2 separate regions of the Homo sapiens genome follow, and region 1 is linked to region 2. The links are chromatin contacts, found by Hi-C in ENCODE. All regions are on one chromosome and are shown on one strand. Each heading gives the region's core, a stretch centred on a gene start or an enhancer-like site at or near the end of the contact. The rest is flanking DNA. Distances are from core to core; before and after follow the strand shown. Region 1 holds the start of ZNF516-AS1 (ZNF516 antisense RNA 1). Region 2 holds the start of CD226 (CD226 molecule).

Evidence for each region. A loop is a pair of places that touch in the nucleus more often than their neighbours do. Pooled maps may share reads with other maps.
Region 1: a loop to region 2 is called in a map with no recorded cell type, with 11 times the contacts of the local background. The contact joins the promoter of ZNF516-AS1 here to the promoter of CD226 in region 2. A Hi-C loop is called at or near these places in 2 of 37 single-sample maps with no recorded cell type and 6 of 50 pooled maps.

Annotation. Positions count from the first base shown.
Region 1 is chr18:76,490,146-76,494,348 of GRCh38, forward strand. ZNF516-AS1 (ZNF516 antisense RNA 1) reads left to right here and starts at 1,507. Exons shown (of 2, transcript NR_136504.1): 1 at 1,507-1,544; 2 at 2,612-3,773. All of the region lies in intron 1 of ZNF516 (zinc finger protein 516), which reads right to left. RefSeq lists silencers at 1,409-1,498, 4,127-4,203 and enhancers at 2,159-2,208, 2,889-3,028.
Region 2 is chr18:69,945,132-69,949,280 of GRCh38, forward strand. CD226 (CD226 molecule) reads right to left here and starts at 2,742. Exons shown (of 6, transcript NM_001303618.2): 1 at 2,230-2,742; 2 at 1,603-1,938. The coding sequence starts at 2,275. RefSeq lists enhancers at 322-451, 462-511, 1,012-1,061.

The DNA.
Region 1 (4,203 bases), core at 257-2,756, 6.5 Mb after region 2:
TTCAGTTCATCCCAGAGCCCATTCAAGATGGCCATGGGGGTCACTCCTGTGAAATTAAAGACGTCCTCCTACAAGTAACCCAACTCTCAAACCCCTGACACCACGGCAGGCTCCTACGCAACTTCACTCTCCAATTTTACTAAGGGGGGGCGAGGGGTTCTCAGACCCATGCACAATAGTGGTATGTGGCATATTTAATTCTGGCTGGTCTGTGTAAATATAAATAACAGTTACCTGACGACATAATCAAAGAATGCAAGTGAAAATGAAGCTGGAACAAATGATAAAATGAGCTCTTTTTATTTTACACGGCAGTAGCCAGTATCCTATCAAATAACATGCATGCCTAGCTCTTTTAAGTAACACATCCCTAAACCAAAATACTTCAATCATATTAATAAGGTGGTTTTTAAAATAAGCTGGAAAAGCTCCTTTTGGGAGGCTAGCCACCGTTGCATCTACTCGGGTCATTTTCTTTAATAGTATTTACTCCATAGCCCCATGGTGAACGTACATCACTCAGCTTTTAAATTACCTTCAATCAAGATTCGAAACTGCATGGCAGGCTGACGGGGGCAATGCCTTTCTGCTGTATGTGTAAGTAGGATCCCCACTAAAGTTCCTTTTGTGACTTGCTGGTTAAGTCACACGACGAGCGGACCGGAGGGTCCGAGGGCTCCGTCCTTTGTTACGCAGGGGACACCCCTGGAAGGCCAGCCCAACGCCCACGGGCACATCTGGGCTTTTCCAGGCAGTCCACAGAGCCATCCCCGGCCTCTTTACCGCGGAGACACTGTGAGGTCACACACGCAGAACACAAAACCCCCACGCAGCAGCCCCTCGCGAGGCGCCCCAAGCCCGGGTGCCCACCGCCAACTCCCACCCCAAATCCGCTCGCGGGCGCAGGACCGGTTCAGGTGTGAACACTTATGTAATCGTCCTCGGGGCCACGCCTTTCCCACCGCCCCACCTCCGCCAGAACAAAGTGAAGTTTAAAATAGAAACCAATTACCTGGGCTCCGCCGCGCCTCGGCCCCCGGAGCCCGGTCCACGCCGCCGCGCGGACCCCCGCCTGCCCCGGCCCGGAGCCCCGCGCAGACCCCAGTTCCGGACCGGACCCGCCCCCCTCCCCGGCCCCGGCCCCGGCCCCGGCCCTCCACAGCCCCATCCGCTCGCTCCCCCCAACCCCGCGGCCTGCCCTTCCCCCCGCAGCCCCCTCTCTCCTCCTCCGGGCCTCGCTCCCGCCCCCGCCGGCTCCCCCCGCCCGCCCCGCCCGCCCCCGCCCCCCGGCCCGCACAGACCCCCGCCTTTGTTATGGTGCGAAGTTGGGCTGTGGGTCCGTCTCTTTCACTTCTTGGGTTACAGTGCAGGCGTGTGACGTCCGCTCCACATGACGGGGGCGGGGGGCGGGGGGCGGGCGCCGGGGGGCGGGGGCGGCGGGCCAGGCCCTCCCCGTGCTTCTCCGCCCCTTCCCGCCCCGCCCACGGCCCTCCTCCTGGCAGCCCAGCAACAAGCGGCCACCGCCCCCACCCCGGGGCGGGCAGGTGAGTCCCCCCCCGACCCGCCCCCAGCCCAGAGGGCCGCCCTGCGCTCTCGCCCCCGGCCCCTGGCCGCGCGTGCCCCAGGTCCCCCAGTAGCGCCCCAGCGCCGCTGCTGCTCAGACACACCGAAATAGGAATGATTTAATCCAACGACACCTCCCAGGGCTGCCCAGTCCCGGTTCCGCCGGCTCCTGAGATTGGGGAGGGGCAGAATTGGGTGGAACTCGGGCTGGGGGGCGGAAATGGCCCGAGTGGGAGGGAAGGCGCGGAGTCGGACGCTACCTTGTAACCGAGTTAGATTTCTGCAGAAGAGGAGGACGAAGGTCGCCCACGGACCCTCGGGTGACCTCGGTGCGGCCTGGTGGCCGGGCACACCCGCGCATGGACGAGGTCCCTCCCAGGGGTCTCCCTGCAGGGGTCTCCGGGGAGGTAGTGGGCACGTGGGTCCTTAACCTCTCCATTGCATCATCCCCATCCCGGTGGGTACAGAAGCGCAGCAACCCCGCGGTGCTCCCGGAAGACACCGCGTCTCCAACATTTACACGGAGATGCTGCTCGGCTCAGGTCGGGTCCGTACGCTTCCCGAGGTGCGTACTACGCGAGCCACACACATCACTACCGATATTCCTGAGAAAGTCGGTGCCACAGTAAGTCAGCTGCAAGCGTGGGGTGGCCGGTGACGCGCTGTGCCCGTGAATACGCCCATTGTGCGGGTCAGACGCAGCCAGGGCGCAGCGTTCAGGAGGCGGGTGGGCAGCCGAACTTTCACTGGCCACGAGCGCTTCACCTTCTAGAATTTGCCAGGGACTAGGCATCAACTCCCAGTGAGAAAATCACATGTGAAGTTGGAAGACACATGCTGCCCTTCACTTTTCTACGGAGTTCACATCAGTTTCAGCAATCCGCGTTCTCAGTTCGCTTTGCCCGGGCGAGTGGGTTCCATCATCACCTGAACCAAAAACGCACCAGGGCGCGCGTGCCCAGGCACCAAGGCCAGAGAAACCGCACGTTTCGAGTCCCCAGTTGCTGAGAAACAATCACAGCCCTCCTCTTTTCTCCCCCTTCTGCAGGTTCCGACCTGAATCTGAAAGTGCTTCTAAACCCCATGCTTCACAGAACGTTCGGAGGGGGAGGCGCTCCGTGGGGGCTGCTGCGTGCCCATGTAGCCGAACTGACTCGAATAAAAGCGTGTCCACGTCTACATCACACATCTGTGTAAATGCAGAAGCCTGCGGATGCGCGGGGCTGGCCAGACTTCACAGTGTGCAGACACATGGGCTCATGCACGCGCACGCGCGCGCTCACACACACACCCCAAATTACCTCCGGGATGGAGAAAGCCGCTGCGGATTGGCCAGCAGAGCCGTCACTCACGCCCAGGGGGCAGGGAGACTTCGCAAAGCTGTTTCCTTTTTTTTTTTTCCTCCTCTCCTCCCTACCGTTTCATTTAATGGTAAAACAACAGCAGAGCTCTGAAAGTTAGCCATCTGCGCAGAGTTTGCCTTCTTTAAGGAGGGAGGCGTCAGACGATATCCATTTAAATATATTTTGTACTTCCACAAAGGATGGAAAGGGAAATTCACGAAGGGAGTGGAGGCGGAAAGGGAGCTCCGAGAAAGAAGGAGGGGTCATTCCGCGGGGGGCGGGGGGGGGGGCGGGGGCCGACGCAGGGGAAAGAGTTGCTCTCTACACCGAAAAGGGACTTTGACCTTCCATTGATCTCGAAATTCAAAAACGTTTCTTCACAGGTCAGATTGTAACAAACACTCGTTCCTAATTTATGAACTCGCCGTTTTGATTTTATTATTTAAGCATGCGCCAGCAATCGTGTTTCCTTAAGAAAGAACTGACCTATTTTTGGCTGGAGATAAACGATCATGTTAACAGATGTTAATCTTGTAATCTGTTTTTCCTGTAAGCACTTTACCTAGCCGGGTTTCAGACCTTAAAAATAACATCTTTTCCAAAAAGACCTGACGTCACAATTCACTCCCTGAAAAATCACACTCCCCCTCCAGTTTCTTCCCCTGCAATGATTTCAAAGACATTAAATCTTTTCCACTTTATAAATGCTGATCTGTTCTGCCTCTACTCCCACAGGCTCTTATTTGCATTTCAAATTCCACAGGTTACACCAGTCGCCTTTTCAAAAAATGTAAACCAACAATGCAGCAGCAAATGGCTTTTTGTGCATCTGGATTAAATAAAGCACAGAATGAATATATTTAAAAAGAGGGCTGCGCAAGTTGATCTTTGCACACCCGGAGACCCGGTGACTCTTTATCAGCGGAATGAGTAAGACACACACACAGCCCCCAGAGCTCCCGGTCTGCTGCGGGAAGCTTATTAACGCTGATAATAGATGAGGCTGACTTACAGACCCACATTTTTCGGGTAAAAGGCTGGTTCCCTCTGGTCCCTAATTGCGGGGGTCCACTGGCTTTCCTCACCACACACATAAACTGCTGCTTTTAAATACCCCACTCGGCTGCCATTTAACAAACTTATTCATACAAAGTTTCGTTAAAACTTGAGGCGGTTTAATCTAAATACTGATCGTAACTATTCAGTCTGTTAGTTCTCCCTGGAAATGGCAGCGGAGGCGCCTCCCCCCACCTCCCGCCCAACCACACACACCCCACCGCATTCTTCCTTCATACAC
Region 2 (4,149 bases), core at 1,492-3,991:
CAAAAATATTCCCTGCTTTAGATTGTCACTAATATCTGAAAATTTCATTATTAGTCCTTTTGGATCACAAGCATAGGAAATAATAAGATGTATCATTCTCTGACTACCATGGACCAAGTTCTTTAAATATATCGTCCCTCAGCCATTCAACAAGTAGAATGGCACTACCAACCCCATTTCCTCTTCAGGAACCTGAGATTCAGAGGGATCGAGCAACTAACACCAGGTTGATGGAAAGTGATGACTATAAACCCAAGTGTTTCCAATATACTACAACCAGTTCATGTAGTCATCACTAGAAAGACAAAACCACAATCTCTGGTAGATAAAGCAAAAAACACTCCAAGGGATCATTGGGTTCTTTCTGACACCACAGCTCACAATTTATGAAGAAAGTGTCCTCTCTAGCTAAACCTGGATGAGGTGAAAGATAGAGCCAGGGCCAAGCTTGGTGGTTCATGCCAGTAATCCTGGCACTCTGGGAGGCCGAGGCAGTTGGATCACTTGAACTCAGGAGTCCAAGACCAGCCTGGGCAACATGTTGAAACCTCATCTCTACAAAAAATACAACAATCAGCCTGGCATGGTGTATTAGTCCGTTTTCACCCTGCTGATGAAGATATTCCCAAGACTGGGCAATTTACAAAAGAAAGAGGTTTAATTGGACTTACAGCACCACATGTCTGGGGAAGCCTCACAATCAAGGTGGAAGGCAAGGAGAAGTCACGTCTTACATGGATGGCAGCAGGCAAACAGAGAGAGCTAGTGCAGGGGAACTCCTCTTTTTTAAACCATCAGATCTCATGAGACTTATGCACTATCATGAGGACAGCATGGGAAAGACTTGCCCGCACGATTCAATTACCTCCCACCAGGTCCCTCCCACAACACATGGGAATTCAAACCATATCACGTGGCGGTGCACACCTGTAGTCCCAGCTACTTGCGGGGCTGAGGTAGGAGAATCGCTTGAGCCCAGGAGCTGGAGGTTGCAGTGAGCCAAGATCATGCTACTGTACTCCAGCCTGGTGACAGAGCAAGACTCCATCAAAAAAAAAAAAAAAAAAAAAAAAAAAAGAAGGAAGAAGAAAGAAAGACAGGAAAGAAAGGAAAGAAAAGAAAGAAAGAGAGAGAGAGAAAGAAAGAAAGAGAAAAAGAAAGAAAGAAAACAAACTTAGATTTGGTACTGTAGGAAGAACCTTGAACACACAGGGGTTGATGTGGGTGCTGGAGTGTCCAGCAGAAGGGAATGGTGCTATGTCACTGTGATAAAACCCTGAAAGGATCCTGAACCCATGTGTTGCCAACATCAGTTTAATCAAGGCTCAGGTTATCATTAAGACAACAAAAAACCTGTGCTTTCTTCTACTACATTCAAATTTGAAAGGCACTTCTACTCGGACACAACAGCACAGTCAGAAAAATGAAACAGACTCCCAAGATTGCTCCTTCAAAGCAGTAACATCAAAGCATCTAGAAATGGAATTGGAGAATGCCACAGAAATACGAGAAGACATTCTATAGCTTCTACTTGGGCTTTATAGAAATAAATGTTGTAAGTGGATAAAAAGGGATTTAAAAAAAAAAAAAACTTGCCCTTACCTGACTGAACCACCTGTATCACCTTCTGCCAAGTTCCCTGTGGGTAAGTGTAAAGAGAGCAGGAATAGTAGCCAACATCATCTTCAGAGGCATTCCGAAAGAAAAGAGTCATGTTATTGGAAGCCATCGTTGAATTCAAAAAGTAAACCCTCTCAGCATAGGGCTTCCTTATGACCATGCCATGAGTAGGGCTGAAAATGGCTATGGAATCCTGCTGGGTCCCGATCTTGAACCACTCCACCTGTGTTAAGATGCCCATTGATGGATACACACATTCTAGAGACATGTTCTCGGCAAAGGGAACTGATGTATGCCAAAGCACCTCTTCACATAGAGCTGAAATATACAACATCACATTAATTGTTAGCCTTGATGATGGAAACACCAAATCAATATCTTAAGCTTTTGAAGACCTAGTGCATTGAGATCACAGTAAAGGCTGACAGTTTCTGCCTTTGTCTAAAAAGGCGTCCTGCTGATAATTGGAAAATGTAACTTTTAGTTTTTCTGAACAAGTGAGAAATTATCCTAGCCAACTAAAGAGCACTGTAAATTCTGAATATGCCACACTGTACAAACAAAAACAGGAGCAAAACTTTTAAATGAAAATATAAAGATCATCTTTACCTCTGTATACATGAAGAAGAGCCAAAAGTAAAGTAGGATAATCCATCTCTGGAAACTGTTTGAAAGGCTGGTTCTATTAAAAAAAAAAATTGCTTTTTATAATGTGACATGCAGATCCCCAGCACAATGCAGTTTCCTTCCTCTCAGATGTTATCAGTCGTGTCTTCTTTTTCTGAAGTATGAACACAGGAAAAAGGCCTTAGCTTAAAAGACAGGTTTGCTCCTTTATGAGGATGGGCAGATTTGAGTTTCTTCTCTCTCGGGGAACCAGTCGGCTTATTTTCGGGCTTTCATTTTCTACAAGGAGTCATTCATTCAACAAACATGTGCTGCATGCATTCTCTGTGCCTAACTCAGCTGTAGGCAATGAGGATACAATAATACAAAAAAAAAAAAATATTGCCATGATAGAACTTACATTCTATGTGGAGGAGGCAGAAACTAAAATAAAGATGTAAAAATATAAATAATAAGTGAAAGGTGGTGCATGCATGGAGCAGAGAAGTCCTCACTGAGAGCATAAGATGAGGCAGAGGCTGAAGTGGGCGGAGGGAGCCTACGCCCAGCGCTGACAGCCCATCCTGTGGCCTTCCTTTCACCTCTTCCTCCTTGCTGATCTCAGACATTTGCTTTGATGAGGACCAAAAAACAGATCAAAAGCCCATCAGATACAAAAGTATGCTGGCCCAGGGCATATGCAGATCTACCATTATGAGAGATTTAACTTCTGATTTTGAAATAATTATAGAGTCACAGTAAGTCACAAAGAGAGTACAGACAGGTCCCTGTCCCCAGGTTCTGTCAGGGGTCATATCTTACATAATTATAGTACAATATCAAAACAGGATTCATTTTTCAGGTTCATCATTGCTCTCTTCTTTCTCTTATAAAATACAAGTTCCAATTCTTAAGAACTTGTTAGGTACAAGTTCCAATTCTTAAGAACTTGTTAGGAACATATCAGCATGTTAGTATAAAAAGTATACCCCTACAAAAAGAGGAATTGTATAAATGCATTTGACCCTGGTAAGACTGTCAAAATAGAAGATGAGTAAAAATTGGGAAAAGTAGGAGCAGAAACCACTGAAGACAATTTTATCTAATGCCGACCCTGAACTTTGTTTGTGACTCAGTCTCAAAGTGTATCAGCAAGTGTCGACTACTCAGCATGAATATCTAATGTGGGAACTTTCTCAGGGAACATAAAATCAACAATGCAATGATAATCAGAACAAAATTGTAATGTGTACATATAATCAAGCATGGTGTCACCTTGTGTTTATATGGCATTATATTTTCTAAAAGTTTTCACATCTATGATATTATTTGTGCCTCTAGTTGTTTTGTGATGTAGTCAAAAGAGGCATCTGTTATCTCTGTTTTGTAAATAAGTCAACCCAACAATTCCTCCAAATTGTACTGAGTTATGCTGGGTCCTCTGCTTAGTCCCTTGGAAATACAATCATAAAGAGGACACATCTCTGCTCTCAGGTTATGCATAATATAGTGGGTCATATTAATTTTAAAAGCAATTTATTGTAGCAAAACATGATCATCTCTATACAAGTCATTTGCTAAGTTTTATGAAAGCCAGAGAGAACAAATCATTCTAATAGATTGTGGAAAAGGTTTTATAGAAAAAGTGGGGGGAAAACAGAGGCGTGACAATGCGGGTGTTTCAGGAAATGGTGTGACTACAGTCTAGTGGGTGGGGAAGTGACCGAAAATGAGACTGAGTCTGGACTGAAAAGTGACCTGAGTGACACACATAAAGGAACTGAAACGTAGCAATCAGAAACCGCGGCGTCATGCTAACTTCTGTAACTCCAGCACCCAGCACAATTCCTCAGGCAAAGCAGGCTCTCAGTAACGCCTGTGACGTTAACACATTCCTGAGAGGAACATGGAGCCGCCGAGGAG